2 separate regions of the Homo sapiens genome follow, and region 2 is linked to region 1. The links are chromatin loops, found by intact Hi-C in ENCODE. Cell type or tissue: CD4-positive, alpha-beta T cell. All regions are shown on one strand. Each heading gives the region's core, and the rest is flanking DNA. Links, peaks and the distances in the headings are about the cores only.

What was found. A loop is a pair of places that touch in the nucleus more often than their neighbours do. Peaks named below come from ENCODE experiments on the same cell type or tissue, not always from the same donor. Only the 100,000 strongest peaks of a DNase experiment are listed, where the experiment ranks them.
Region 2: a loop joins it to region 1, with 9 times the contacts of the local background. A loop is called at or near these places in 41 of 110 quality-filtered maps.

What each region holds. Positions count from the first base shown.
Region 1 is chr5:160,191,675-160,207,495 of GRCh38, reverse strand. It overlaps FABP6-AS1 (FABP6 antisense RNA 1), which reads left to right. Exons shown (of 4, transcript XR_941148.3): 2 at 2,674-2,774; 3 at 8,325-9,269; 4 at 11,549-11,800. It also overlaps a transcript of FABP6 not described here. Among named protein-coding and RNA genes, the nearest start is that of FABP6-AS1, 10 kb to the left of the region's middle. RefSeq lists silencers at 7,851-8,210, 13,863-14,063. In CD4-positive, alpha-beta T cell, for the core only: a CTCF peak has its summit at 7,988 (motif pointing left); a DNase peak (open chromatin) is centred at 7,955; H3K4me3 peaks cover 447 bases.
Region 2 is chr5:160,383,145-160,398,965 of GRCh38, reverse strand. It overlaps FAM200C (family with sequence similarity 200 member C), which reads left to right. Exons shown (of 2, transcript NM_022090.5): 2 at 3,427-5,818. The coding sequence starts at 3,476. The coding sequence ends at 5,260. Among named protein-coding and RNA genes, the nearest start is that of FAM200C, 9.0 kb to the left of the region's middle. RefSeq lists an enhancer at 271-770. In CD4-positive, alpha-beta T cell, for the core only: CTCF peaks have their summits at 7,465 and 7,666 (motif pointing right); no DNase peak of the experiment used is centred there.

The sequences.
Region 1 (15,821 bases), core at 3,821-11,820:
ATTTAGCAAGAATGTCCTTGGTAACTCCTCTCTGTTATAAAAAAGAAACAAAAGAAGGGTAATTTAGAGCAGAAAACCTAAATAACCCCATACAAAAGCCAGAAAGAAAATCTGACTATTGCTACCTTGTCTCCTAAAATGTCTTGGTTATCCATTTAATTTGGGTGTTTGGCATGAAAAAGCTGATGGATGGAAGATGCAGGCCTGGGAGCAAAGTCATGTGACCCTGGGAGTCGGATGAATGGATTGGGCCATGGGAGTTTAGAGGTAAATCTAGGTTCGTGGCCCTTGCCCATTTCCCTACCTCATCTTCTGTCATATCCTCAGTTTCTGCTGCAAACTCATTTCCACTGGAATCCCCTAAACTCACTGTGCTATTTTGCATTTCTTTGCCTTTGCACTTTTCCTTCTACCTAGAATGCCCAGTGGCATAAATGGGAAAAAAATTGACTTTCATGCAACGTCTAACTCAATTATTTGCCTATGAGGAAAACAAAAAGAGCTGTTTGAAGGGCAAAGTAGGTTTTTCTTCTGTATGGACGAAGGTCCTGGGGTAGGTGAGAGTAAGGTTTTTTTCGCCTTTGAAGGTGGAAACACTCTAATCACAGCTTGCCTTGGTGCTGTGTCTAGCATCCATGACCCAGGTGCTGCCGTGCATGTCCAAGCCACCCTGGACTTGACCTCCTCACTCCTCAGTGGTGTTCTGGTCTGTAAGTCCCTCTCCTAACTATTTCCTGAACTTTCTTCAGTCCTGGGTGCTCATAGCCAAGCAGCCCTCAGAGCTGTGGGTATGCACTTTGTGGCTGTTTAGACGTGGGTAGGAAAAAATAATGTTGCCATCGATGTAACCAGTATGTGTGGCTCTGTGTAGAAATGCATACTGCCCGTGTGCATTTATGTCTGTTGTACTATACATAGATTTGCATGCATGTATGAAACATGATGTATATGTGTCCTTCTATCTGTGTACCTAGGAGGATGTATACTTTTCTCTGTGTATATTAAGTTTGAATCACTGTGGATACATGTAGAATATTATGTGGGTTTTTTTGCTTTTTTGTTTTTTTTGAGACAGAGTCTTGCTCTGTCGCCCAGGCTGGAGTGGAGTGGCATGATCTCAGCTCACTCCAGCCTCTGCCTCCCGGGTTCAAGCGATTCTCTTGCCCCAGCCTCCCAAGTAGCTGGAATTACAGGCACGCATCATGCCCCGCTAATTTTTTGTATCTTTAGTAGAGATGGGGTTTCCCCATGTTGGCCAGGTTGGTCTCAAACTCCTGACCTCATGATCTGCCCTCCTCGGCTTCCCAAAGTTGGGATTACAGGCATGAGCCACCACGCCCAGCCTGCTTTTATTATACATACATGTAAACAGCGTGCACATGTGCTCAGCTGTGACTTTCTATATATGGCTCTAGTTGTTTATATACAGATATATGGATATGTATATGTGAGATAATGTGTTTATGGAAGGAGGGTATCGGTTTGCTGCCTTAGGCTACAAGGAAAGAAAAAGAAAAGAAAGAAAAGAAAAGAAAAAAGAAAAGAGACCTTGAACAATAAATCAAGTTAATATCTCTCATGACTAGAATTCCAGAGATGGGAAGGGAGGACTCTCAAGTTGACTGATTGTGTGGATCAGTAACGGCATTAGAGGCCCTGGGTCATTTCCACTTCTCCACTCTGCTTAATTCTGCATCCTCAAGGTCACGAAATGGCTGCAGCATTTCCATACCCCACACTCTCACATTACAGAATCCAATGACAGGTAAATGAGTCTTCACTTCTGAGATGACTTTCTTAAGAATAAGGAAAATTTCACAGAAGCCCCAAGCCAACTTCTTTCCAAATGTCATTGGCTAGAACGTGGTCACATAGCCCAAAGGTAAACCAATCTCCATCAGAGGGACTAAGACCACCAGGGTTGGCTTAGACTAATGAAGGTCCCTCTCCTGGAGCAGGGTTGGAGTCAGCCTTTCAGAAAACAAGGTTGCTAGGAGAAATGGGCATCTGACAGAGTTCATCAGGAAGGGGGAAGCCAGCAGCACCTGTGATAAAGGAGTGTGCACACTTGTGCAGGCATGTCTGTTTATAAGTGTACACGACTTTGAACATGTATGAACATGCAAATATGTAATGTGTGGGGGTATTTCAGTTGCTTTTTTTTTTTTTTTTTTTTTTGAGATGAAGTCTTGCTCTGTCACCCAGGCTAAAGTGCAGTGGTGCGATCTCGGCTCACTGCAACCTCTGCTTCCTGCTGAGAGAGCAAATCCTGGCCAAGATGACAATCTAATCATTAATGGTATCTTGTCTTTGACTGGGAGGCCTTGGGTCCCATGCCAGATGGAAGACTCGGCCCTTATCATAACTCTGCCAAAACCACAATACTGGCAGTGGGAGACGAGACTACCACATATATTTTTTATAATTCTCTGAGAAACTTTCAGTTTTGGGCTTCTCTATCTGAGGCACCACTGGTCCCCAAAAAGCCAATGGAAAACCTTAGCTGTTACGCCCCCTTTCTTTCCAACCCCCAGACCATCCCTAGCTATGGAGCTGGAGACCTCGGGACAGTATTTCTCAGAAAGCAGGAAGCCTGAGCTCAAGGCTGCTAGCAGGGTGAGGCTTCCTACCTTGGATAGGCCCTGAGCACTTGGCTTCTTTCCCTCTCCACAGCAGTGTGTTTCCCAGTAAAGAAAATAGGATGCGGCCGTGCGCAGTGACTTACACCTGTAATCCCAGCACTTTGGGAGGCCGAGGCGGGTGGATCACCTGAGGTAAGGAGTTCGAGACCAGCCTGCCCAATATGGCGAAACCCCGTCTCTACTAAAAATACAAAAAATTAGTCGGGCTTGGTGGCGGGCGCCTGTAATCCCAGCTACTCGGGAGACTGAGGCAGGAGAATTGCTTGAACCCGGGATGCAGAGGTTGCAGTGAGCCAAGATTGCGCCACTGCACTCCAGCCCGGATGACAAGAGAGAAACTCCATCCCCACCCCCCCTAAAAAAGGAAAAGAAAATAGGATGCAGGGGATGAGGGGGAGCTGGGGAGGAAAGACATGGGCTGAGCACGTTCATGCATCACTCATTGTGTGCCCTTCGTGGAATTTCACTCCATCTCCATAGTGAGCTTTTTTAAAAAAACGTATTATTTATTTTTATTTTTATCTTTATTTTATTAGAGATGGGGAGTCTCACTCTATTGCCCAGGCTGGAGTGCAATGGCAGGATTATAGCTCATTGCAGCCTCCAACTCCTGGGTTCAAGCAATGCTTCTGCCTCCCAAGTAGCTAAGACTACAGGACTACAGGTGCATGCTCCACAGCAAGAACCCTGTGGGTATTTTTTTTTTTTTTTTTTTGAGATGGAGTCTCACTCTATTGCCTAGGCTGGGGTGTGGTGGCACAGTCTCGGCTCACTGCAACCTCTGCCTGGCCTAAAAGTCCTTATTTTTTGGAAATTTATACTGAAATATTTACAGATGAAATATAGTGTCTGAGGCTGGGCGCGGTGGCTCAAGCCTGTAATTCTAGCACTTTGGGAGGCCAAGGTGGGCAGATCACCTGAGGTCAGGAGTTCGAGATCAGCCTGACCAACATGGTGAAACCCCAACTCTACTAAAAATACAAAATTAACCAGGCATGTTGGCGCGTGCCTATAATCCCAGCTACTTGAGAGGCTGAGGCTGGAGAATTGCTTGAACCCGGAAGGCGGAGATTACAGTGAGCTAAGATTGTGCCATTGCACTCCAGCCTGAGCAACAAGAGCAAAACTCCATCTCAAAAAAAAAAAAAAAGAAATATAATATCTGAGATTTGGTTCAAAATAATTGGGTGGAGTTGGATGCAGTGGTTTGCACTCATAATCCCAGCTACTTGGGTGGCTAAGGCAGAAGGATTGCTTGATCCCAGGAGTCTGAGACCAGTCTGGGCAACATTGCAAGACCTTTTCTCAAAGAAAAAAAAATGAGGTGAGCATCGTTAAATAAAATTTATGAGATGCCATTGTTTTGGACTGAACTTCTGCACTAGGTCCTAACAAATCAGGCCAAACCAAACTGGAGTCACTCATTCTGAGGGGCCATATAATCAAACTGAACTTAGAAATAGGCCAGTTTTCCAAAAAATAGGATATTCACAGCAGCTAGCTAAAATGCCCCAGTCAACCTGAGACAGCATGATAAGGAGGTCCCCTCTGCTTTAACCCTACAAGGAATGTAACTTTGAAATAACCAATCCACTTTTTGTTCCCCGTTTCTGCTTTCTTCAACATTTTTCTGCCTATGAAGCCCAGCTTCTGGCAGGGCGTGGTGGCTCAAGCCTGTAATCCCAGCACTTTGAGAAGCCAAGGTGGGCAGATCACCTGAGGTCAGGAGTTCGAGACCAGCCTGGCCACCACAGTGAAACCCCATCTCTACTAATAATATAAAAACTAGCCGGATACGGTGGTGCATGCCTATAATCTCAGCTACTTGGGAGGCTGAGGCAGGAGAATCGCTTGAACCTGGGAGGCAGAGGTTGCAGTGAGCTGAGATCAAGCCATTGCACTCTAGTCTGGGCAACAAGAGTGAAACTCCATCTCAAAAAAAAAAGCCCAGCTTCTCTGGTTACCCCATTGGAGCACCTTTCTGTTTTGTATATGGGATTCTGCCCAATTCATGAATCGCTAAGAAAAGCCAGTTAAAATTTTTTTTTTTTTTTTGAGATGGAGTTTCGCTCTGTTCCCCAGGCTGGAGTGCAGTGGTGCAATCTCACTGCAAGCTCTACCTCCCAGGTTCATGCCATTCTCCTGCCTCAGCCTCCCGAGTCACTGGGACTACAGGCGCCTGACACCACGCCTGGCTAATTTTTCTTTTTTTTGTATTTTTAGTAGAGACGGGGTTTCACCGTGTTAGCCAGAATGGTCTCGATCTCCTGACCTCGTGATTTGCCTGCCTTGTCCTCCCAAAGTGCTGGGATTACGGGCGTGAGCCACCACGCCCGGCCAAGCCAGTTAAATTTTTGAAACTCAATTTGTTGACATTTTGCTTTTTGACATGGTGAAGTGGGGGAGTAGGTGGGATAAAATAAGGTAGGATTGGCCATGTTGATCAGTATGGAGCTGGGCTGTGGGTACATGGGGTATTGTATGTTTGTATATATTTGAGTTTCTTCATAAGAGAAAAAAGTTTTTGAAGAGTTAAGTGGAAATAAAGGAGTCACTTTCTCAGAAAAGCCTTTCTGGCCCTCCAGGCTAGTTCAGGTCCCTTTTCTATGCTGCCATGCCACTTCTCCTTCATGGCACTTCGATGAATGATAATGACAATACTGAGGATTGTGTCGTCTCAATATCCATCTCCCCTGTAGAGAGCAGAAAGTAGAGTCTGCCTAAATCCCTGCTTCCACCCAAGAGCACATTTGGTGAAAGAATAAATGAAGAATGAATCAGTGAATGAATGGCTGGGTGAGGTGGCTCACACGTGTAATCCCAGCACTTTGGGAGGTGAAGGCGAGCAGATCGCCTGAGCCCAGGAGTTCAAGACCAGCTTGGGCAACATGGTGAAATCTCATCTCTACAAAAAAATACAAAAATTAGCTGGGTGTGGTGGTGTGCACCTGCAGTCCCAGCTGCTCAGGAGGCTGAGGTGGGAGGATCACTTGAGCCTGGAAGGTGGAGGCTGCAGTAATCCATGATCATATACTGCATTCCAGCCTGAGTGATAGAGTAAGACCCTGTCGCAAAAAATAAATAAATAAGTGAATGAATGAATGAGTTCAAAGAAACCTCACTGTGGGCTGGAGAAAACAGGACAGGTGGCTTCCTGAAGAAAGAGAGGAGGGGGAGGGGAAAGAGGAAGAAAGAAGAAGGGTGAGAAATGAGAAGGGGAGAGGGAATCCCACCTGGCTCCTCCCCCAACTCTGACTTTACTTATTATTTTGTTATTTAATTGTATGGCATTGCATTTGGCTACCATTCCTATTTAAAAAACGTTTAAATTATTATTTTTAAATAGGTAATACATTCACTTCTCTTAATATCCAAGAATAACAAAAGAGCTATGGGGAAAATCTCCCACCTCACCTCACTCCCATCCCCTTCCACCCTACCCCCCCACCCTAGGCAAACGAAACCACTAGTTTCTTTGGGGATTTTTGTTTTATTTGAGACAGGGTCTCGCTTTGTTGCCCAGGCTGGAGTGCAGTGTCGCGATCTTGACTCACTGCAGCCTCGACCTCCTGGACACAAGTGATCCTCCCACACCAGCCTCCCAAGTAGCTGGGACTACAATTACATGCCTCCACACCCTGCTAATTTGTGTATTTTTTTTTTAGAGATGGAGTTTTGCCATGTTGCCAAGGCTGGTCTGGAACTTCTGGGCTCAAGTGATCCTCCTGCCTCAGCTTACCAAACTGTAGGGATTTCAGGTGTAAGCCATGGCACCCAACTCAAAACTACTAGTTTCTTATGTATCCTTCAGAGATATATGTATAAATGCACGCAAATATGTATACATTCATATGTGTATATATATGACCCTCTTGTAGGGTTAAATCCCCTGAAGTAGAACAACTGGGTCAGAGGATTGCCAGACACTGACGAAGCCTCCATGAAGATTGTGCCAGTTCATACTTCCCTGGCAATGCTAAGGCCACCTTCCCCTCTCCCCACCCAAGGGCTAGGTTTGAAGGATTAGGTGTGGCCAGGCCAGGAGGAAGTGTGGAGCCATCCCAAGAGATGCCCATGGCAGGAGAACACAGATGAGACAGCTGGGGACAGTAACACAGACCTCTCCTCAAACTAAAGACTTGCCGGGTGCGGTGGCTCACGCCTGTAACCCCAGCACTTTGGGAGGCCAAGGCGGGTGGATCACCTGAGGTCAGGAGTTCAAGACCAGCCTGGCCAACATGGTGAAACCCCGTCTCTACTAAAAATACAAAAAATTAGCCAGGCATGATGGTGGGCGCCTGTAATCCCAACTACTCAGGAGGCTGAGGAAGGAGAATCTCTTGAACCCAGGAGGCAGATGTTGCAGTGAGCCAAGATCGTGCCATTGCACTCCAGCCTGGGCAACAAGAGGGAGACTCCGCCTCAAAAAAAAAAAAATAGAAAAAAAAGGACTCAACGGGCGTTTGCATCCTCTGCTGTTCCCTGCAGCCTCTGCCCACAACGGCAGAAAGAACTAGGGCCTGAGAGTTCAGAGGTCAGATGGGGATTCTGGGCCTAGGTCTGCCACCTCTGCTCAATAGGTGGCCATGGGTAGGCCACTTTCTTAAGAATAATGACTAACTGCAGGCACAGTGCTAAGCATGTTGCATGTGTGTTCTCCCATAATCCTAAGAGGCTGCCACTTCCGCAGCTTGAGCTCAGAGAGGTTAGGAAGGCTGTCTAAGGTCGTCCAGCTATTAAGCAGCAGAGATGGAATTTGAACCCAGACTTCACACTAGTTTCACTGCTGGAGCCTCAGTTTACCCCTTAGTGAGATAAGGCAGCCAGACTCTGCCTAAGCCTTTTCCATCACAGGACGTCCTGTGTGGTGCGCCTGCACGGTGAGTGGCACAGTCAGAGGGCCCCTGGCTGGGGTAGGTGGGAGGGATGTGGAGCCACCTCCGTGGGGAAGACCATGTCCTGCCCCACTTCTTGTAGGACGGCCTGTCTCTCCTCAGCAGTCCTTTCAGGAGGCTTCATTGCTCTGGGCTGGTGCGGGGGTTCAGGTTAGGCTGTGAACTCCCTAGTGAGCGGAGATCCCACTGGGACGCGTCTGTGTCCCTCCCCGCGCCGGACACTGGGGCTCACCACAAGATAGGCTACCATGCGGGTTTGCTAATGGAGACGAAGGAGGGGGCAGGGGATGAAGATAGCAGGGGGAGATGCCAGGTAGGGAGAGAGGGAGACAGGAATGGCAAGACAGAGAGGAAGTGCGAGGCCTCAGTAGGAGACAGCCGAGCCCCGCCCGCCGGCCCCAGGCCGACGGGGAGCCGGGATGCCGCGACCTGGCGCGCCCTCTGGTGGCCGGCTTGGCACGGCACGGCCCGGGGTGGCGCAGGAGGGGGTGAGCCCAGGGGGCCAGGGGGCTGCCCCGGTCCCCACCGCCATCGTCTCTAGGGGTGGCCGAACCTGCCACTACTCCAAGTGTCCGTCCTCTGAGGGAAGCCATCTTAGTAACAACAACAATGAGACTGTCACAAAGACAGTCACAGAGAGACAGCTGAAAGGAGGAAAAGGGCTTTGGAGCCATGACAAGTCTGTTATTAGCATCACAGAGAAAGGCGAGCAAGTCCCCCACCCAAGGTGTTCTCCCCACTGTGACCTGGGTCATCCTTTCATTTGCCTCAAATGACTTATTTCCAGCTTCACGGAGCTACCTGAGTCAGCGCCTGCATCTCCACCACCATCATCATCGTCACTGTCTTCATCGCCTCTGGGCTGGACCAGCCCCTGCCTGTGAGCTCCCTGGAGCCAGAGGTGCAAAGTCTGCAATGACACAAAAAGCCAGCACGCTGGGAGGGGCTCTGGAGACCATCTCATTGTTCATTCATTTGTCTATTCAATCCATTTTATTGACTGCTCACTGTGTGCCAGACACATGGGCCCTGGAGATACAGAAGAAACACGTGAGGTCCCTGCCCTCCAGGAATTAAGAAGATAAAGTCAAAAGTGCTGTAAAGAACAACAGGATGATGGGCCAGTATTTGAAGAGGTCGTTTTCAGATGGGGTGGGCAGGGAAGGCATGTCTGAGAAAGGAATCTTTGTGGACACCTTAATGCTTAGGACATGGGGCTGAGAAAAGCAGGCAGAGGAATTTCAGATAACGCCTCAGTTGGTAAAAAGCTAGGGGGATGGTGCAGGCAAGGAATAGAAGGAAGGACAGTGTGGTGGGAGTTTGGTGGTGAGTGAAAGAGGGGCCTGGGGACCGTGCACACTTGAAGGCTGTAGCCGGGCATCTGGCTTGGATTTTGAGGACTGAGGGGACCATTACAGGGCTTTAGGCATGGGGATGGCACGATCCAATTTACATTTTTCATGTCATTCCATCTGCTTCCTGGAGAACACATGATAGGAAGAAGGAACGTGGAAGCAGGGAGACCAGTGAGGTGGTAACTCCAGAAACAAAGAGGTGGCGGCTGATGGGGCGAGTGGGAGGAGCCTGACCCTGGTGGATTTTGGAGGCACAGAAGGCAAACCTGCTGGGGGATTGTCTGTGGGGGACAGGGAGAGCAAAGACTGGGTGCCTTCCTCTTCCTGCCTTCCTCTTCCCGCTTTGCACCCCTTCTGGCCTGAATCATCTCCCTCAGGTAACTAAGAGGAGGGGGCAAAGGACTCCAGACTATGTAGCCAGATATAGCCCCAGGTCCCCAGGGCTATATCTTGGGTCTGTGCAGAAACTAGGGACGTGGGGGCCAGAGGTATTTTTAGCCTTCTAGCTCTCTCCTTCTGTCTTCTGCAATCCCTCTCCCTACCCCCTTCCCCCTTCTTCTCTCCTTCTCCCTTCCCTCTCCAGCTCCTTCCCCCACCTCCTGCTCCTCTTTCTCTCTCTCTCACACACACATACACACACACACACACATACACACACACACACACACACACACACACACACGAAGCAGCCTTATCAGGAGGAAGCCTCCAGCAGAGACAAGCGGTCTCCAGGGACAGAGCAGAGGAGCTGACAGGAGTTTCCGGAGCAGGGGGAGGCTGACTTCCCTGCCTTCCCCATTCCTTCCAGCTCCCACTGCCTCTCGCTTCCTGCAGCATTTCTCTCCAGACGCGCGCTTCTCAACTGGAGGCCACTTTGTCTTCCTGGGACATTTGGCAATATCTGGAAACATTGTTGGTTGTCATAACTGAGGAGGGGGCAGGGTTGGCATGGAGTGGGTAGAGACCAGAGATGCACAGGACAGCCCCCATAACAAAGAATGATCGGCGCCAACAGTGCTGAGAGCCCTCCCTAGGCTCTGCCGGCAGAGCTGGAAGGGACTGTCCTCTTCCTTGTGGTCCCACTATCACCACACTGGCCACACTGTCCCTGCATTATCTCTATTGGTCTTCTCAGCCACACTGTGAGGTACATAGTATTATTCACCCAAGGTCATGCAGGCAGTAAGAGGCAGAGCTGGGATTAAGACTGTGAAGCCTGTGGTTTAACTGGTCTCTCTCTACTGAAGGGGTTGTCACAGCCTGTGTCATTGTTATTAGCAATGGGACACGCTGTCTCAAGTGAAGTCTTATTCAGAAGTCCAATGTAAGTCCACTGTGTAAGACAGAGAGCGTAGAACTGCCTAGGGTGAAGCAGTGTGGGAGGTTATGAACCCCCTGGGCCCACCCCTCTTCCCACCTTATGGAGCCTCCAAAAGCCATCTGTCTAGCCGGGCAGGGCCCCTGTGGAGGGCTGCACAGGTTGTGCACTGCAAAACTCTAGGAGAGGCCACTCCCATGGGCTTCTTCGTGGGGCCTGTTGAGGTAAGGCAGAGCTCCTTTAGGGAAGGGTGGCAAATGGGATTTCTCCCATTGCAGACATGTGTTGCTTAGCAGACAAGGTGTCACGGTAGCCTAATAAGGTCTGGAGTAGGAAAGCGGGATGAGAGTGGCTGAGTGGCCAGCATCTGCCTTCCTGGTCCTAAAATATGGAGAATAGAAAATAGAATTGGAGGCCAGGCGCGGTGGCTCACGCCTGTAATCCCAGCACTTTGGGAGGTCGAGGTGGGCAGATCACCAGGTCAGGAGATCAAGACCATCCTGGCTAACACGGTGAAACCCCGTCTGTACTAAAAATACAAAACAATTAGCCGGGCGTGGCGGCATGTGCCTGTTGTCCCAGCTACTCAGGAGGCTGAGGCAGGAGAATGGCGTGAACCCGGGAGGCAGAGCTGGCAGTGAGCCGAGATCGTGCCACTGCACTCCAGCCTGGGTAACAGAGCAAGACTCCATCTCAAAAAACAAAAAGAAAAGAAAATGGAATTGGACTAGGAGATATCTTGACACTCCCCACCCTTGCAACTTAGCAGCGACTCAACAATGAAGCTGCCAACCCTCGTTCCAAAACCTTACAAGACCTGAGGCTCGTATATACACTAGTCCCCCAGGAAAGCCTTCCCTAACCCTAGAGCCTCTCTCCCCAGAGCCCCATCAGGTTTCCTTTTTGGGGCCTCCTGTTGTTCATCTTTATCTAAACCTGGATTCATGTTTGGGCAGAGAAGCTGTAGTTGAGGTTGTCACCGCCTTCTCAACCCTCCTGGGGAAGGCTTGGGCTAGACCTGGCAGAAGGGGTTGGATAGGGGATGTCCCTCTCCAGGTCTCCCCGTGGAGTGAGACCCTTTCCCCTTGAGTGCCATGGTGGCTCCCCAGGCATCATCAAGCCACCTGGCATCTTGGTGCTTTGACATGAGATCCAGTAGACACCCTGTAAAGGAGGACTGTGGGCACTGCCTGCTCTCTCGGCATGGGCTTCTCCAGCTGCCCTGCACTTGGGCATCTTACAGCCTGGAATAAATCCTCCTGGCCCATGTCCCCTCTGCCTGGACCCAGCTACAGAGTGATACTGCTGATGCCAGAACTGACTCTTCTGTTCCAACAGGGAGTGGTGCCCTCGGGTCCCAAGAGGGCTGCAGACTGCAGGCCTCCCTGAAGTGAAGATGCAGCAAAGTGGAAGACAGCACACGGAAACCATGCAGCAGCTCCCTCTGGGGAAGAGAAAGAGGGAGCCACGTTGCTCTATACCCTGTGGACTTCTTGCAATATGAACCTTCATGGACCTAAGAAAAATAATAATAAAGGAAAAAATAGCCAGGTGGGCTGGTTCACACCTGGGATCCCAGCACTTTAGGAGGCCGAGGCAAGTGGATGACTTGAGCCTAGGAGTTCCAGACCAGTAACAAGGCAAAACCCTGTCTCTACCAAAAATTATCTGGGTAAGGTGGTGCATGACTGTAGTCTCAGCTCCTTGGGAGGCTGAGATGGGGAGGATCTCTCAAGCCTGGGAAGCTGTGGCTGCAGTGAGCTGTGATCGTGCCACTGCACTTCAGCCAGGCCACAGAACGTGTCCCTGTCTCAAAAAGAGAGAGAGAGACAGAAAAAAAGTTTGAGGCTTGGCAGTAGAGCCCTGAATGAGGCAGTGGCCAGTCCAGCAGTGAATACACACTAAGAACGGGCTGTGACCATGTGGAAGGGCTCTTGTTCTCAACCCCTTGTGCTGGCCTCAGAAAGGAGAGTCTTTTTTTTTTTTTTTTTTTTTTTTTTTTGAGACAGAGTCTCGCTCTGTTGCCCAGGCTGGAGTGCAGTGGCACCATCTCAGCTAACTGCAACCTCTGCCTCCAGGTTCAAGCAATTCTCCGGCCTCAGCCTCCTGAGTAGCTGGGATTATAGGCACCCGCCACCATGCCCGGCTAATGTTTGTATTTTTAGTAGAGTCGGGGTTTCACCATGTTGGCCAGGCTGGTCTCAAACTCTTGACCTCAAGTGATCCACCTGCCTTGGCTTCCCAAAGTTCTGGGATTACAGGCATGAGCCACTGCACCCAGCCAGGAAGGAGATTAAATTCTGCCTTCCCAGGAAATACTCTGTCTGTGTATTTGTTCATTCAGACAACAAATATTCCTTGAGCTCCTGCTATGTACTGAGCACTGCACTGGGTGCTAGTCAAGGTCCCTGCTTTCCGGGAACAAATAGACTGATGGGGTGGGCAGGGAGTGGGGAATATGGAGGTATAGGCAGGGAAACCGGCCATCAGAGCAGTGGTCAGCATCAGGACAGGGGATCTAAAGGGACTGCCATCAAGGTGGGACATGAGGGGTCAGGAAAGGCCTGGAGGTAAGGAGGTGGACACTGGAATCAAAAGAATGAACAAAAAGCCTGGGAGAGTTGGAGTGCGGTGGATAGGGGTGTTCTACGCAGAGGGTGTCCCTGGTGAGAGGCCCAGCTCAGAAAGGGGATTTCTTTCTCTCTCTCTCTTTTTATTTTTATTTTTTATTTATTTAATTTTTTTGAGACCGGGTCTTGCTCCATTGCCCAGGCTGGAGTGCAATGGTGCAATCATGGCTCACTGCAGCCTCAAATGAGAGATAACAGCGTGCTGGCAGTCCTCACAGCCCTCGCTCACTCTCGGGGCCTCCTCTGCCTGGGCTCCCACTTTGGCGGCACTTGAGGAGCCCTTCAGCCCACCACTGCACTGTGGGAGTCCCTTTCTGGGCTGGCCAAGGCTGGAGCCCACTCCCTCAGCTTGCAGGGAGGTGTGGAGGGAGAGGCGCGAGCAGGAACTGGGGCTGCGTGCGGATGCGTGCGGCGCTTGCGGGCCAGCTGGAGTTGCCGGTGGGCGTGGGCTTGGTGGGTCCCGCACTGGGAGCAGCCGGCCGGCCCTGCTGGCCCCGGGCAATGAGGGACTTAGCACCTGGGCCAGCGGCTGCGGAGGGTGTACTGGGTCCCCCAGCAGTGCCGGCCCACCGGCGCTGCGCTTGATTTCTCGCCGGGCCTTAGCTGCCTTCCCATGGGGCAGGGCTCGGGACCTGCAGCCAGCCATGCAGGAGCCTTCCCCCGCCTCCGTGGGCACCTGTGCAGCCCGAGCCTCCCCGACGAGCGCCGCCCCCTGCCCCACGGCGCCCAGTCCCATCGACCGCCCAAGGGCTGAGGAGTGCGAGCGCATGGCGCGTGACTGGCAGGCAGCTCCACCTGCAACCCTGGTGCGGGATCCACTGGGTGAAGCCAGCTGGGCTCCTGAGTCTGGTGGGGAGGTGGAGAATCTTTATGTCTAGCTCAGGGATTGTAAAAACACCAATCGGCACTCTCTATCTAGCTCAAGGTTTGTAAACACACCAATCAGCACCCTGTGTCTAGCTCAGGGTTTGTGAGTGCACCAATCGACACTGTATCTAGCTGCTCTGGTGGGGCCTTGGAGAACCTTTGTGTGGATACTCTGTATCTAACTAATCTGATGGGGATGAGGAGAACCTTTGTATCTAGCTCAGGGATTGTAAACGCACCAATCAGCACCCTGCCAAAACAGGCCACTCGGCTCTACCAATCAGCAGGATGTGGGTGGGGCCAAATAAGAGAATAAAAGCAGGCTGCCTGAGCCAGCAGTCGCAACCCGCTCGGGTCCCCTTCCACACTGTGGAAGCCTTGTTCTTTTGCTCTTTGCAATAAATCTTGCTACTGCTCACTCTTTGGGTCCCCACTGCTTTTATGAGCTATAACACTTACCGTGAAAGTCTGCAGCTTCACTCCTGAAGCCAGCGAGACCACGAGCCCACCGGGAGGAACGAACAACTCCAGACGTGCCGCAACACTCACCGCGAAAGTCTGCAGTTTCACCCCTGAGCCAGCGAGACCACGAACCCACCAGAAGGAAGAAACTCTGAACACATCCGAACATCAGAAGGAACAAACTCCAGACGTGCCACCTTAAGAGCTGTAACACTCACCGCAAGGGTCCGTGGCTTCATTCTTGAAGTCAGTGAGACCAAGAACCCACCAATTCCGGACACACAATCTCCCAGGCTTAAGCAATCCTCCTGCCTCAGCTTCCCAAGTAGTTCAGACTACAGGTGTGCACCACCATGCCTGGCTTATTTTTTATTTTTTGTAGAGACAGGGTCTCACTATGTTGCTCAGGCTGGTCTCAAACTCCTGACTTCAAGCAATCCTCCCACCTCAGCCTCCCAAAGTGCTGGGATTACAGGCATGAGCCATCAACCCCAGCGTGGGATTTCTTATATGATCCAGGAGCCACACTGGCATTATCTCCAGCTACCCTTTGACCCCAGACGGCCTTTCAGTAGAACCTGGGCGCATGCGCCTTGCCTGGCCTTACTGTACAAGCACATTATCTCTGCCCAGTGGGCCAGTGAGTTCCTCAGCCAGGACTGAGCCTGTGTCTCTGTGGCTGCCCTGCTGTCTAGCACGGTGCCAGGCGCATAGTAGGGCCCAGTGTCTATTGGATGATTCTGTTTGCTGCAAGTTCATGATTTCCCATAGAGAGGGGATCCAGGCCTAATGGGCCATTAGCTCATCAGACATATGTTGAGCACTTACTATGTGCCAGATGTGGGCGAAGCCTGGGGACTTAGTGGAGAGTAAACACGCAAGGTTTCTGCAGGAATGGAGCTAACCTTGCCCTGGGGAAGATGCAGTGTGTGCAGAAAAATGTCAGATAGGGATGACTGCTGGAAACAGGAGAACACAGGGTGAGGGATAAGACTGGCGAGGCCGGGCACAGTGGTATGAGCCTGTAGTATCAGCCACTTGGGAGGCTGAAGGAGGAGGATTGCTTGAGCCCAGGAGTTCAAGATTAGCCTCGGCAACATAGCAAGACCCCATCTCTAAAATGTTTAATTTAGAAAAAGAGGACCAGTGGGGATTGCCAGGGAAGGCTGGCTGGGTAGGTGACATTGGGGCCTTTACCCTTGTGAATACTGGCAGGAAAATTCAAGGGGTCAGGTGAGGGAAAGGGGATATGGCTCCCTGGCAAGTTAGAGAAATAGAAAGCACTTTAAGAGGTCAAGGCGGGAGAACTGCTTGAGCCCAGGATTTCTTTTTTTTTCTTTTTTTTCTTTTTTTGAGATGGAGTCTCGCTCTGTCACCCAGGCTGGAGTGCAGTGGCGTGATCTTGGCTCACTGCAAGCTCCGCCTCCTGGATTCATGCCATTCTCCTGTCTCAGCCTCCCCAGTAGCTGGGACTACAAGGCGCCTGCCACCATGCCTGGCTAATTTTTTTTTTTTTTTTTTGTATTTTTAGTAGAGATGGGGTTTCACCATGTTAGCCAGGGTGGTCTGGATCTCCTGACCTTGTGATCTGCCCGCCTCGGCCTCCCAAAGTGCTGGGATTACAGGCGTGAGCCACCGCGCCCGGCCGAGCC
Region 2 (15,821 bases), core at 4,432-12,431, 190 kb before region 1:
GGAATCCCAGACATCTTATTTCACTTGTAAATAATTGTCTGTATCTAACAAATGAGGACTTTTTAAAAACACAACCACAATACCATTATCATGCCTGTTTAACAATATCTCCTTATCATGATGCTTTTTAATGTTTACGTTTTTTAGGATATTGTAATTCCTAAATACCACAAAAGCGCAAGTGCAAATTGTGAGGTTCTAAAACACAAGCCTCTTGGGCAGTAAGTTCATCTTTGAGGCCCTTGAAAATTCTTGCCACCTGTTCTCCCTTTTTGAGGGTTATGGAGAAGAATACTTTAAATTGATTTTCCTAAAACTGTTCAAAACAGATAAATTTTAAATTAAAATATACTTGAGAGACATAGTCAAGGTGGATAGGAATGGACTCTTAACAGATCTTGTAATGATTTCCAGTTTGTTTTGTTTTTGAGACAGAGTCTCACTCCGTCACCCAGTCTGGAGAGCGCAGTGGCATCATCTCGGCTCACTGCAACCTCTGCCTCCCAGATCAAGCGATTCTCCTGCATCAGCCTCTCCAGTAGCTGGGATCACCATGCACAGCTAATTTTTGTATTTTTAGTAGAGACGAGGTTTCGCCAAGTTGGCAGGGCCAGTCTCAAACTCCTGACCTCAGGTGATCCGCCTTCCTCGGCCTCCCAAAGTGCTGGGATTATGGACATGAGCCACCGTACCCAGCCTTTTTTTGAGACAGAGTCTGGCTGTGTCACCCAGGCTGGAGTGCAGTGGCGTGATCTCAGCTCACTGCAATGATCTCAGCTCACAGCAACCTCTGCCCCCTGGGTTCAAGCGATTCTCCTGCCTCAGCCTCCCGAGTAGATGGGACTACAGGCATGCGCCACCACACCCAGCTAATTTTTGTATTTTTAGTAGAGACAGAGTTTCACTATGTTGGCCTGGCTGGTCTGGAACTCCTGACCTCAAGTGATCTGCCCGCCTTGGCTTCCCAAAGTGCTGGGGTAGCAGGCGTGAGCCACCGTGCAGGGCCCCTCTTGTAATGATTTCTAATGTGACTAAAAACATTTTCCTTTATTCCCTCTTCCTCCCCAAATATTACATGATAAATATACATTAATAGAATACAGAAAAATAAGCATTTATGGTAATGTCATAATTTTATCGTCATTAATTAGAAGTGGTTCTAAGCAAAAGTGGTCATGTAGTCTCATTACTTGACAAAAGAAGTCTTAAGATCAGCTCTTTAAACTTCAGGTTGTCTTTTTTGATTGGCAGACATCCTCCAATTTAACAGGCTCATAACAACCTTGTAACAGCTCAGCTTATTTTATTGGAGTACACTTTACAACTAGTTCATCTTGGTAGATCCACTTGAAAGCTAATGCTTTAAGTGGATATTCTTGGCTTGTGATTTTTCTTTTAATGTCCAAAGTGGGCATTCAGATTTAAATGTGTACCTGTTACTTTATTTCAGCCACATTCTCTGGCACAGAACTTTGGAAACTTTGGGGATCACTTACTTATCTTGGAGATAGAATGTTTTCTAAGGTATATTTGAGCCTACCTGTGGATTATGCCTTTACTCGTTGCTAAAGGGAGAGAAAGAGAAAAGATATGGCTTTCATTTTAGGTTTCAACTTTCATAGGAGGCTGTCATCAACTCAGAAAATGTAGAAAATTTAAATATCTATTAAAGCATTGGGACCATTCACTTAGAAACCTAGAATATTTGTTAGCTAAGGATTGGTTTGAAGGATACGTTTTTATTCCCCTAAGCCTGACTACTTAACCAGGTTGTGTTTCAGGACTGCCTGAACAACATTATTTCATATTCTTTTGTTCTGCTTCTGGAGAAGATATGTATTAGTTCTAAGGTAGTGCAGGGACGTGTATATTTTGAAAGGGTTTCCCAGTGATTGTGATGATATGGTGTCTCTTGTCACAGATCACTGTTCTAGTTACTATTTATAAGAATTATCTAAAATACTTACAATACAGATTCTAGGCCCCCACTCCATAGCTGGAGAATCAGAATCTCTATGGGTAGGGCCTTCTACATCCTGTCTTTGGGTTAAACCAAACCTTAGGAATGCTGCTTATTTTGTGTATGTGCATGTGTGTGTTCTTGACTGCTTTCCCTTAGAGGTATTTAGGTGGAAAAGCATCATGAAATTCGTTATTTTACTTAAGAGTGTTCTCCTATGAGAGGGATTTTTCTGAAGTCTCGGTAACAAGAATAGTTGTGTTTCCCCTGAGCAAGTTGTTTTGCTTTTTTTTTTTTTTTTTTTTTTCCACAGAGACTTGCTCTGTCGCCCAGGCTGGAGTGCAGTGGCATGATCTTGGCTTAGTAGCTGGGACTACAGGCGTATGCCACCATGCCCAGCTAATTTTTTGTATTTTTAGTAGAGATGGGGTTTCACCATATTGCCCAGGCTGGTCTCGAACTCCTGAGCTCAGGCAGTCCACCCACCTCAGCCTCCTAAAGTGCTGGGATTACAGGCATGAGCTACCACGCCCGACCATTTTGCTTTTTTATATGGACACTATGAATCATGGACTGATAGTGTGTTACACTTAGCAGCAAGGAAGCTCTGAGCCAATTTGTAGCCTACCTTTGCATCAGGGGTGGCTTAATCAGACTTAAAGACCTATTTGAAATTCTCTGCCTAAGTTGGAGTCAAAACTGCTCAAGGTTCAAATAGTATTACAGACCTGTTTAGTCTTTAACTATTAAAAAGAACTACCATGTTCTCACTCATAAATGGTAGCTAAATAATGTGTACACATGGACGTGGATAATGGAGTGATGGGTAAAGGAGACTTGGAAGGGTGGGGTGGAAGAGTGGGGTGGGAGGGAGTAGATGAGAAATAATGAGTACAATGTATGTTATTTGGGTGACGGATACCCTAAAAACCCTCACTTTGCCACTATGTGGTCTATGCATATAACAAAATTGTGCTTGTACCCCATAAATGTATACAATTATTTTAACCTCCATGTCAGAATCCACCCTTCCTTATTTAGTGAATTGCTCCTTTATTCAGTGATTCTTAACTGAGGGTATGCATACATCTTTGGGGCTGAGTGGAAGAAGGTGGTGGTAGTGAGATGCCCTTTCTAGGGATACAAAATGTGCTAGATTTGTTTGTAACATACATTATTGAAAACAAGTTAAGCCATAACTATAATTCACCAATAAAGGACTTACAGGTGTTCATAACTTGTCTAAGCTCAAATCTCCCATATATAACTTGCTGGCAAATCATTTATTCCAGGGCATTAGCTATGAGTTGCTAGCTTTAAGTTGAACTATATCCTGTCATGGCTTACTTCGAATTGACATGCTGCAGGCTGTATCTTGACATATACAAGATAGCATGTGATGTGGCTTTGTTTTAATTCAGTTAGCCACTGGTTTTTAATGTGTGGGTTATATTTTACTCCCAAAGCAAAATTCTGTGGCATCTCTGGAATACTACCTGAGAATTTTTGTGTGCCATGTCGAAGAAACGCAAATGGGATGATGACTATGTTCGCTACTGGTTCACCTGTACAACGGAAGTAGATGGAACTCAGCGTCCACAGTGTGTGTTGTGTAACTCAGTATTTTCAAATGCTGACCTCAGACCATCAAAACTGTCAGACCATTTTAACAGACAGCATGGTGGTGTAGCTGGGCATGATCTCAATAGCCTGAAGCATATGCCAGCACCATCTGATCAGAGTGAAACCTTGAAAGCATTTGGAGTTGCATCTCATGAGGATACTTTATTACAAGCATCGTATCAATTTGCGTATTTATGTGCCAAGGAGAAGAATCCTCATACAGTAGCTGAAAAGTTAGTGAAACCTTGTGCACTGGAAATAGCACAAATAGTTTTGGGACCAGATGCACAAAAAAAGCTTCAGCAGGTACCCTTATCAGATGATGTGATCCATTCTAGAATTGATGAAATGAGCCAGGATATCTTACAGCAAGTTCTAGAAGATATCAAAGCCAGTCCTCTTAAAGTGGGTATTCAGCTTGCTGAGACAACTGACATGGATGACTGCAGTCAGCTAATGGCATTTGTGCGCTATATAAAAGAAAGAGAGATCGTAGAAGAATTTCTCTTCTGTGAACCATTGCAGCTATCCATGAAAGGAATAGATGTGTTCAATCTCTTCAGAGACTTCTTTCTGAAGCATAAGATAGCACTTGATGTATGTGGCTCTGTTTGTACTGATGGTGCCTCCTCTATGCTAGGAGAAAATTCCGAGTTTGTTGCCTACGTGAAAAAAGAGATACCTCATATCGTAGTTACACATTGTTTATTGAATCCTCATGCACTTGTCATAAAGACATTGCCTACAAAACTGAGGGATGCTCTGTTTACTGTGGTGAGGGTAATAAATTTCATCAAAGGGAGAGCTCCAAATCATCGCCTATTTCAGGCTTTCTTTGAAGAAATTGGCATAGAATATAGTGTCCTCCTTTTCCATACTGAAATGAGGTGGCTTTCCCGAGGCCAAATACTTACTCACATTTTTGAAATGTATGAAGAAATAAATCAGTTTCTTCACCACAAGAGCAGTAATTTAGTTGATGGCTTTGAAAATAAAGAGTTTAAAATTCACCTAGCATACCTTGCAGATTTATTCAAACACTTAAATGAACTCAGTGCATCTATGCAGAGGACTGGGATGAACACAGTATCAGCTAGAGAGAAGTTATCTGCTTTTGTTAGGAAGTTTCCATTTTGGCAAAAACGAATTGAGAAAAGAAATTTTACCAATTTTCCTTTTCTTGAAGAAATAATTGTTTCAGATAATGAAGGCATATTCATTGCAGCTGAAATAACACTGCATCTGCAACAATTGAGCAACTTCTTCCATGGATATTTTTCCATTGGAGATCTTAATGAGGCAAGTAAATGGATATTGGATCCATTTCTTTTTAATATCGATTTTGTTGATGATAGTTATTTAATGAAAAATGATCTTGCTGAATTACGAGCTAGTGGCCAAATCCTAATGGAATTTGAGACAATGAAGCTTGAGGATTTCTGGTGTGCCCAATTCACAGCATTTCCAAACCTGGCAAAGACAGCTCTAGAAATCCTTATGCCATTTGCAACTACATACCTTTGTGAGTTGGGATTTTCATCACTTTTACATTTCAAAACAAAGTCCAGAAGCTGCTTTAATCTGAGTGATGATATCCGTGTGGCTATTTCAAAAAAAGTTCCTCGTTTCTCGGACATCATTGAACAAAAGCTACAGCTACAGCAGAAGTCACTGTAAGCTGATATACTTTTTTAATGAATAATTTCAATCTTAATATCATTGTAAAATTAAGCTGTAATTCTGTCTCTTTCATATTTATGATATACTGAATTCTATGTCTAAAAAACTTAAGAACTTTAATTTTGAATGAGGCATGTGAAAATATGTTTTGAGAATAAAAACACAGCAGAAAAGATTAAGTACTACTGCCTAGTTGCTATCATGAGATTTTCCCAATTCTAAGTATCTGTTTAACCTGTTCGTGTGGTATATGAAAAAGATACCTAAGCACTAGAATATCCAGCTAAATGGTGCAATAGGCTAGGAATTGAGCCAGGAGAAAAGAGAAGATATCCCAGAAGTCAAAAAGGCAAAATGAAAGATTGAGTTCGCCCGTCTTTGTTATGGAGAGGTTAATGAAATCAGAAGAGGATTATGAAATATAATGGGAAAAGGAATGATCTGGCTTATGTAAGACTTACTTTTAAATATACTCTTTGGAGTTAGTCTCACAATGTCCATTCCCCTAGCTCCTGTGCTATGAATATCATATTAATAAATAGCCTAATATATTAATCACTGTTTGTCATCTTTAAATTACTTCAGAACTCCAAGTTATCAAGGCTGCTGAAAAGGAGATTCCTGAGCCTTACCCTAGAGATTGTGATTAGTAGGCCTGTGATAAGGTCAAGGATCCTCATTCATAACCAGCTTTCCAGACTGTTCTGATGGATTCTTGGATTCTTGGGTCCTCTGGGTTCAATTTTTCCTATACTTATTTTTCCTTTACCCTAATTTTGTCACTTATATTACATCTTATATGTATTTTTCTAAGTTCAAAATGTCAGAGTATAAATCATAAATAAATTGACATGAAATCAATGGAGTAATTCAAGACCATCAAAAAATTCCCCATGGGAATCTAACTTAGCACACTTTTTCTGGATGATAATTTGGCAAAATATTTTTTAATTTAAATAAATTTTCATTTCTATTTTTAAACATTAATATTTTATCAAAGTACTACATGCTCAAGGCTGGGAAAAAATGATATAGAGAGTCCTATAAGGAAAAGCCACAATCCCCTTCCTGCCCAATTACCCATTTCTTCTGTAATTTCTTGTGGTTCCACCCACATCTCTTAAGTAGTATGTTCATACCATGACATATAGCAGTTGAATCAGCTTTAAAAGTTATATATTGACTCCCCTAGATAATATGTAAGGATTGAATTTATAAAATATCCATCTCCTACTACTCTCAATTTTTTATTATTATTACACTAATGTTAGTCTCTTTGTTGGTTATTTATAGCCCTTTGATTAAGAATTTTTCCTCTATAAATTTATCATGTGGAAAGAATCAGGAATGTCCAAAAGTTTTACTTATAAGGTGGCTAATCAGAACACTTTTATAATACTGAAAAATAAAAAATAAACCTGAAGGGAAATGGAACCTGACTACCAAATTTAGATGCCACATTAGTACGCAAATCAAAGTTTATATTTTATCAGTAAGTATAAATACACACCTTTTTTCACTGAAAAATGTAGTAACAGAATATAGGTCCTAATTTTCCTATTACAATCTAACATCAAAGACAGAAAAATTTCCAAAGCTAATATGGAAATCTAGATGTGTAGGCCAGGTGCGGTGGCTCATGCCTGTAATCCCAGCACTTTGGGAGGCCAAGGTGGGCGGATCACTAGGTCAGGAGTTCGAAATCAGCCTGGCTAAAATGGTGAAACCCCACCTCTACTAAAAATACAAAAATTAGCCAGGCATGGTGACATGCGCCTATAATCCCAGCTACTCAGGAGGCTGAGACGGAAGAATTGCTTGAACCCAGGAGACACAGGTTGCAGTGAGCTGAGATTGTGCCACTGCACCCCAGCCTAGGTGACAGAGTGAGACTCCATCTCAAAAAAAAAAAAAAAATCTAGATGTGTGTATATAAAGTTTAATCTGTATGCAATTCTAAAGTTAGGAAGGAGGTAGGAATAGGGACATGGGCATGTATGAAACCTAGGATTTAATAGTATGATAGAAGGACCAGGATTAAATGACCTTTGATAGCCAGTCTTTCATTAGGTCTTAGACTAAATTAGTTATTGCTGCTCTGAAACAAAAACTCAAAGGACATTTTTAAGGAAATGGCTAACTAGGATTTTTATTCATTTTCAAATTCTACAACAATTTTATTTTCTCCTGATCAAATGAAAGAGCTGCAGTGTTTGCTAAAATGAAGGAATTTCAATTTTTTTTAGTTTAAAAATGTCCCACAGTGGTACATATATTGGAATTTTTAGTCATGTGTTGGTTTCTTTTTTCCCAAAGAAGAGATAATTACTTTTCTTATGTTTTATTTTAGAGTCATTGATAAATTTTGAAAAGGAGTAAAATAGAATAAAAACATAATCTTCATGACCAGCAGATGTCACTCTCTGTATAGGTTTGAATGAGAAAGCAACTTTACTCACATTACAGATTTTGCCAAATAGCTGATTTTAAACATCTCTAGAAAAGGTACTAGTGGCTCAAATTTAAAATTCCTTACCTGAGCCTCTGTGGACTGAAAACTGGCAGGCAGAACTCTGTTGGAGCCGGTAACCATGAGACTGCAAGAAATCACTGGGAAACCCAGGTGGGAAAGAAAATATCAATGACTTTTTCTGTAATACAAGCGTGTGCATTTTTGACATCCTCACTGTTTGTCTAAGCCACCAAAAACTGCTGAAAGTTAGTAAATAATAGGTCAGCATTTTCAGGCATGAGCCAATGGGAAGCAAAACCAAATAGACTTACACTTTTTTTTTTTTTTTTTTTTTTTTTGAAGCAGAGTCTTGCTCTGTCGCCCAGGCCGGAGTTCAGTGGCGCCGTCTTGGCTCGCTGCAAGCTCCGCCTCCTGGGTTCATGCCATTCTCCTGCCTCAGCCTCCTGAGTAGCTGGGACTACAGGCACCCGCCACCACGCCCAGCTAATTTTTTTGTATTTTTAGTAGAGAGGGGGTTTCACCATGTTAGCCAGGATGGTCTCGATCTGACCTCGTGATCCACCCGCCTCGACCTCCCAAAGTGCTGGGGTTACAGGCATGTGCCCCCGCACCCGGCTAACTTATACTTTTAAAGAGTGAACTTGATGATACTTGAATTATATCTCAATTTTTTTTTTTTTTTTTTTTTTGAGACGGAGTTTCATTCTGTCACCCAGGCTGGAGTGCAGTGGTGTGATCGTGATCTCGGCTCACTGCAACCTCCACTCCCGGGTTCAAGAGATTCTCCTGTCTCAGCCTCCCAAGTAGCTGGGATTACAGATGCCCACCACTGCGTCCAGCTAATTTTTGTATTTTTAGTAGAGATAGGGTTTCACCATATTGGCCAGGCTGGTCTCAAACTCCTAACCTCAAGTGATCCACCTGCCTTGGCCTCCCAAAGTGCTGGGATTACAAGCATGAGCCACTGCGCCCAGCCTCAATTTTTAAAAATAGACTCTGCGGCCGGGTGCAGTCGCTCACACCTGTAATCCCAGCACTTTGGGAAGCTGAGGCAGGAGGGCTGTTGAGGCCAGGAGTTCAAGACTAGCGTGAGCAACATATCAAGACCCCGTCTCTACAAAAAATAAAATTAGCTGGGCATGGTAGCACATGCCTGTAGTCCCAGCTACTCAAGAGACTGAGACAGGAAGTTTCCTTGAGCCCAAAAGGTTGAGGCTGAAGTAGGCCATGATGGTGCCACTGCACTCCAGCCTGGGTGACAGAGTGAGACCTTGTCTGAAAAAAAAAAAAAGGCTGGGCACAGTGGCTCACAGCTGTAATCCTGGCACTTTGGGAGGCCATGGCAGGAGGATCACTTGAGCCCAGGAGCTCAAGACCAGCCTGGCCAACAAAGTGACACCCTTTCTTTACAAAAATTAGCCCAGTGTGGTGGCATGCCCTCATAGTCCTAGCTACTTGGGAGGTTGAATTGGGAGGATCGCTTGAGCCCTGGAGGTGGAGGCTACAGTGAGCTGTGATTATGCCACTGCACTCCAGCCTGGGCAATAGAGACCCATATAAAAAAAAAAAAAAAAAGCTCTGGATAGTATACAGGTTTTTTTTTTTAGCACCAAATTATATCAAATACTATGAGCATGGCTTTAATATCTACCAGGCATTTAGAAACATCGAATATGAAGCTTTCAAAGTCTACGTTAATTTGAAGGGCAGTATAAGGTTATTGTGTGTTGTGATTTGTGCTTCTATGAATAAAGAGAGACCTTAGATTATTTTACTTTTGTTTTACAAATTTGCTGTAAATCTTATCATACTTCAGCAATGGATTGAGTCCTGTCTCAGCTACTGATTAGTTGTATAAACTTTGTAGTTCTTGGCGTATAGGAATCAAGAGATCTGACAGTCTGATCATCTTGTTTTGACCTGCTTAGCATTCATTCATTCACTTGCTTCTTTTAATAATAACACCCTGATTTTTCTTGAGGAACTATTTTCCCCCCACTATCAGTCCATATTACCCCCTACTGGCTAATTAGTTAGCTGTAGTACTTTTGCTGGAATTAATAGGAAAGATGCTATACATTCTAAACTAATAGGATGTGTCTGGACTTCCAGTGGTCGGTTTTGCTACCTGTATTAGGGTTCTCCAGAGGAACAGAATGAATAGGATGTATGTATATGTGAAAGGGATTTTATTAGAAAGAATTGGCTCACATGATGCACAAGGCGAAGTCCCACGATAGGCCATCTGCAAGGTGTGGATGAGAGAAGCCAGTAGGGATTCAGTCTGAAAGCCTCAAAACTAGGGAAGCCAACAATACAGCCTTCAGTCTGTGGCTGAAGGCCCTAGAGCCCCTGGCAATCCACTGGTGTAAATCCAAGAGTCCAGAGGCTGAAGAACCTGGAGTCTGATGTCCAAGGGCGGCAGGAGCAGGAAGAAGCATCCAGCATGGGAAAAAGAAGGAAGCCAGGAGACCCAGCAAGCAAAAGCTATTCCACCTTCTCCCTCTGTTCTAGCGGAGAACAAATGTAAGCTGTAAATGCTTACATTAAAAAGAAAAGTCAGCCGGGCATGGTGGCTCACGCCTGTAATCCCAACACTTTGGGAGGCCGAGACAGGCAGATCACGAGGTCAGGAGTTTGAGACCGGCCTGGCCAACATGGTGAAAACCCATCTCTACTAAAAATAAAAAAATTAGCTGGGTGTGGTGGCAGGCACCTGTAATCCCAGCTACTTGGGAGACTGAGGCAGGAGAATCATTTGAACCCAGGAGGCAGAGGTTGCAGTGAGCAGAGATCGCACCATTGCACTCCAGCCTAGGTGACAGGGCAAGACTCTGTCTCAAAAAAAAAAAAGAAAAGTCAATAACCTAAACTTCCACCTAAAGAAACTAGAGAAATAAGAGCAAACTAAACCCAAAGCAAGCAGAAGGAAGGAAATAATAAAGATTAAAGTGGAAATAAATGAAACTCACCAACAATAGAGAAAATCATAGAAATCAACAGTTAGTCCTTTGAAAATATTAACAAAATTGACAAACCTTAAGTTAGACCTAGAAAAAACAGGAATGAAAGGGGACATTACTACCAACCTTACAGAATCAAAGAAGGAAATATTATGAACAATTGCATACCAACAAATTAGATAACCTAGATGAAACAGAAAAATTAATAGAAAGGCACAAACTCCCAAAACTGACTCAAGAAAAAATAGGAAACCTGAATAGACCCATAACAAGTAAAAAGATTGAGTCAGTAATCCAAAAAAAATCCAAGGAACCAGAGAAAGGCTCAGGGCCAGATGGATTCACTGTCATCTGATGAATTCTAACAAATATTAAAAGAACACCAATCCTTCACAAATTCTTCCAAAAAAATGAAAAGGGAGGAACACTTACCTCATTCCATGATATCAAACCAAACAAATAACATCACAAGAAAACTGCAGACCAGTATTCCTTATGAATATGCTTATAAAAATCCTCCATAAAATACTGGCAAACTCAATCCAGCAACATGTGACAAAAATTATACATTGTGACCAAGTGAGATTTATTCCAAGAATGCAAGGTTGGTTCAATGTGAAAGTCAACCAGTAGGATACATCAAACTAACAGAATAAAAGAAACCACATGATCATTTCAACAGACGGGAAAAAAAACACTTGACAAATCCAATATCCTTTAATTAAAAAAAAAAAAACTAGAAATAGAAGGAAATGTCCTCAACTTGATGAGCATTTATGAAAATATGAAAAACCCACAGCTAACATACTTAGTGGTTAAAAAAAAAAGCCTTCCCTATAAGATCAGGAAAAGTCAAGACTGTCTACTCTCACCACTTGTTTGTTTGGTTTTTTTGAGACAAGGCCTATCTCTGTTGTTCAGGCTAGAGTGCAGTGGCACAATCATGGCTCACTACAGCCTCCACCTCCCAGGCTCAAACGATCCTCCTGCCTCAGCCTCCTGAGTAGCTGTAACCACAAGCACACACCACCATGGCAGGCTAATTGTTTATATTGTTTGTAGAGATGGGATTTTGCCATGTTGCCCAGGCTGGTCTCAAACTCCTGAGCTTGAGCATTCTGCCTGCCTTGGCCTCCCAGAGTGCTAGTATTACAGATGTGAGCCACTGCTCCCAGCCACCACTTTTATTTAACATTGTACTTGGAGATTCTAACCAGGGCAATTAGGCAATAAAAAGAAATAAAAAGAATTACTTTTTATTAACATTTGTTATTGGACGTGGAAGCTTTAAGAGGTGTATTCAGAGCATCCCCTGGTGTCCCAGACATAGTCTTTCTTGCTGCCATTGTGTAGCAGCAACCCAATTTCTCCTTAGTAATCATTATTGATTGCCCTAGCCAGTAAAATATTCCCCCTCTTTGCGTATTGGTTCAGTGACATGAGCCCAGTACTAATGGTGATGGACAGAATTCATTTGCCAGATAATAGGACCCAAAATGACAAATCTATAATTTATTACAGGAAAAGAAAATAGGATAGTATCAGCATTAAAGTACAGATATGCATCATACCCAAAGGCTGCCTCATAAGAAGAGGTCTGGAGAGGACAATTTTGAGCACTAACTGTCAGGGCTTGTGGTAGGCAGAAAAATGGTCCTTCAAAGGTGTCTGCATATTTATCCCTGAAACCTGTGCATATGTTACTTTACATGGCAAAAAAAGACTTCGAAAATGTGATTAAGTGAAATATCTTGAGATAGGAAGATTATCCTGGATTATCCAATGGGCCCATTGTGGTCACAAGGGTCCCTCTCTTAAGGAGACAGGAGAATCAAAGAAGATGTGAGGATAAAAGCAAAGGTCAGGGAGTCAGTTTTGAAGATGCTACTCTGCCAGCTTTGAAGATGAAAGAAGAGGCCACCAGCCTAGGAATACAGGCAGCCTCTAGAATTTGGAAAAGGTAAGAACAGATTCTCCACTTGAATTTCCAGAAGGAATCAGCCTGTTGACTGACAACTTTACCTTAATTCATAAGACTGATTTTGGACTTTTGACCTACAGAATGTAAGATAATAAATTTATGTCATTTTAAGCTACTGATTTTGTGGTAAAGTGTTAGAGCGGCAATAGGAAACTAACACAGGGCAGTAGGGACACACTCTCTTGGATCAGGGACCAACAGTATGAGCATGGAACACCTCAGAACCAGAGGGCTCAAAATGGAGCCTCAGCTGGGGTTTCTTACACCCTGCTGTTCACACAGGCGTATTTTTGGCACATAACCAGCCCCAGCAACCAAGTTTTTGTGTCCCTGGAGGAAGGAGAACAGCGGGAGGGACAGAGGTCTCCAGGTATAAATCATTCATCTGACTATTACAATAAACAGTGTTGACAAACTGGTACAAACTACCCTGAAACTCCTCATACATAAGGTTACAAAACAATATTATTAATCAGGATATATTATGCCTTGACCAGGATTTGGTGTTATGCAAACAGCTGAGGCCAATTTCAGGCCCACTGGAATTCATCCTCATAGCACAACCCCAAAATGATCAGTGACAGTCTCAACTTACAATTCACTAGAACCACTGTTATATCCCCTGGTGGAAGCATTCCTCTCTTGGGAAACAAGACTGCCAAAATAACAGTTCACAGATGCAGCAAAGGGAAGCACAAATTCTGTGAGTGGATTATTAGGTGCAATAGTAAAATGAGCCACTCCCACTTTCACTCCTTGATTTCTGGGCTCATATTTTGACCTTGGAAGTTAGGGTTACATATCTTTGGTTATCAATTCAAAGCACATACTGCATCCTGTGAAATAGAACCTAATCCTCTTAGGTTATTTTCTCTCAGTTGCAAGTAACTGAGTCTTAAGTAAATCATTCTATCATTCTAACAAAGCAGATGCTTCTGGGTGATGAAGTACATGACAAAACCAATAAATTCCATGGGCATCAGTCTATTGCCACACTCTGTTATGGACTGAATGTTTCCCCCCCAAATTCATATGTTGAAGGCCTAACCCCCCATCAATATGACAGTACTTGGAGATGGGACCTTTGGGAGGGTGTTAGGGTTAGGTGAGGTCATGAGGGCAGGACCCTGGTCCCGTGAGATTAGTGCCCTTATAAGAAGAAGAGATACCAAGAGATTTGTGCAAGATGGCAGCTGCCTACAAGGCCAAGAGAAGAGGCCTTAGAATGAAACCTACCTTGCCAGTACCTTGATCTTGGACTTCACACCCTCCACTGTAAGGAATAAATTTCTGTTGTTTAATTCACCTAGTCTGTGGCATTTTATTGTGGCAGCCCAAGCAGACTAATACATACCCCTTTGCTAATCTTTGATAAGAAGTAATGTGATGCATGATACCATGACAGTTAATAAGGCTGGCAGAGATAATAAAGGCAAAGTCATATCCAGAATATGTATCTTTTCTAGTGACAGTAAATAGAAAGTGCCCACTGTAATCAACCTGCCACCAAGTACCTATGTTAGGCGCTCAGTGTTGGTCCCTGCTGTTGGCAGGTCAGGCACTCAGCATATCAAACTTGGTGAGAGGAAGTCCATGTTGTTGAGCCTAAATGTAAGTCTCCATCCTTGCCAGCATGGCCTCTCTTGTACATGGACCTATTGGGCAGTCATTGGGAATTTTGGGGAAAGAGGCCATCTGATATCCGCAGAGTATGTCATCTTTTTTTCTTTTTTTAAACTGATATTTGAGAGTTATACATATTTGGGGTGTACATGTGACAGTTTTACACATGTGTACAATATGTCGTGATCAAATCGGGGTATTGTAATATCTGTCACCTCAAACATTTTTCTTTGTGTTGGGAGCATTACAATTTTTCTAGCTATTTTGAAGTATACAATAAATTACTGTTAACTATAGGTTCCCTACTGTATTATTGAATGCTATAACATATTCCTTTTTTTTTTTTTTTTTGAGACATAGTTTTGCTCTTGTTGTCTAGGCTAGGGTGCAATGGTGAGATCTCAGCTCACTGCAACCTCCACCTCCCGGGTCCAAGCAATTCTCCTGCCTCAGCCTCCCGAGTAGCTGGGATTACAGGTACCTGCCACCACGCCTGGGTAATTTTTGTATTTTTAGTAGAGATGGGGTTTCACCATGTTGGCCAGGCTGGTCTCGAACTCCTGACCTCAAGTGATCCATCTACCTCGGCCTCCCAAAGTGCTGGGATTACAGGTGTGAGCCACCATGCCCAGCCCCATATTCCTTCTTTATAACTGTAATTTTTTTTACTTAATTACCAACTTCTCTGCATTCTCCCCTGCCCACCACCACCACCACCACCCTACTCTTTGCAGCCTCTGCTAACTACCATTTTACTCTCTATCTCCATGAGATCCATGTTTTTAGCTCCCACATATGACTGAGAACATGTGATATTTGTCTTTCTAGGCCTGACTTATTTCACTGAACATAATGACCTCCAGTCTCATTCATGTTGCTGCAAATGACAGGATTTCATTCTTTTTTAAAGGCCAAATAATATTCCATTGTGTATATATACCACGTCTTTATCCATTCATCCATTGAAGGAGACTTAGGTTGGTTCCATATGTTTACTGTTGTGAATAGTGCTGCAGTAAACACAGAAGTGCAGATACACTGATTTCCTTTCTTGTGGATACATACTTAGCAGTGGGATTACTGGATCATATAGTGGTTCTATTTTTAGTTTTTTTGAGGAACCTCCACATTGTTCTCCATATTCACTGTACCACTTTACATCCCTACCAACAACATATGAGCATTCTCCTTCTCTGCATCCTCACTAGCATTTATTATTTTTTGTCTTTTTGGCAATAGACATTTTAACTGGGGTAGATGATATCTCATTGTGGTTTTGATTTGCATCTCCCTGATGATTAGTGATGTTGAACATTTTGTCATACACCTGTTGGCTATTTTTATGTCTTCTTTTGAGAATTATCTATTCAGGACTTTTGCCCATTTTTAATTTGGATTATTTAGTTTTTGCTATTGAGTTGCTTGAGTTCTTTATATATTGTTCTTTTATTATTATATTAATCTCTTGTCAAATGGATAGTTTGCAAGTATTTTCTCCCATTCTGTAGGTTGTCTTTT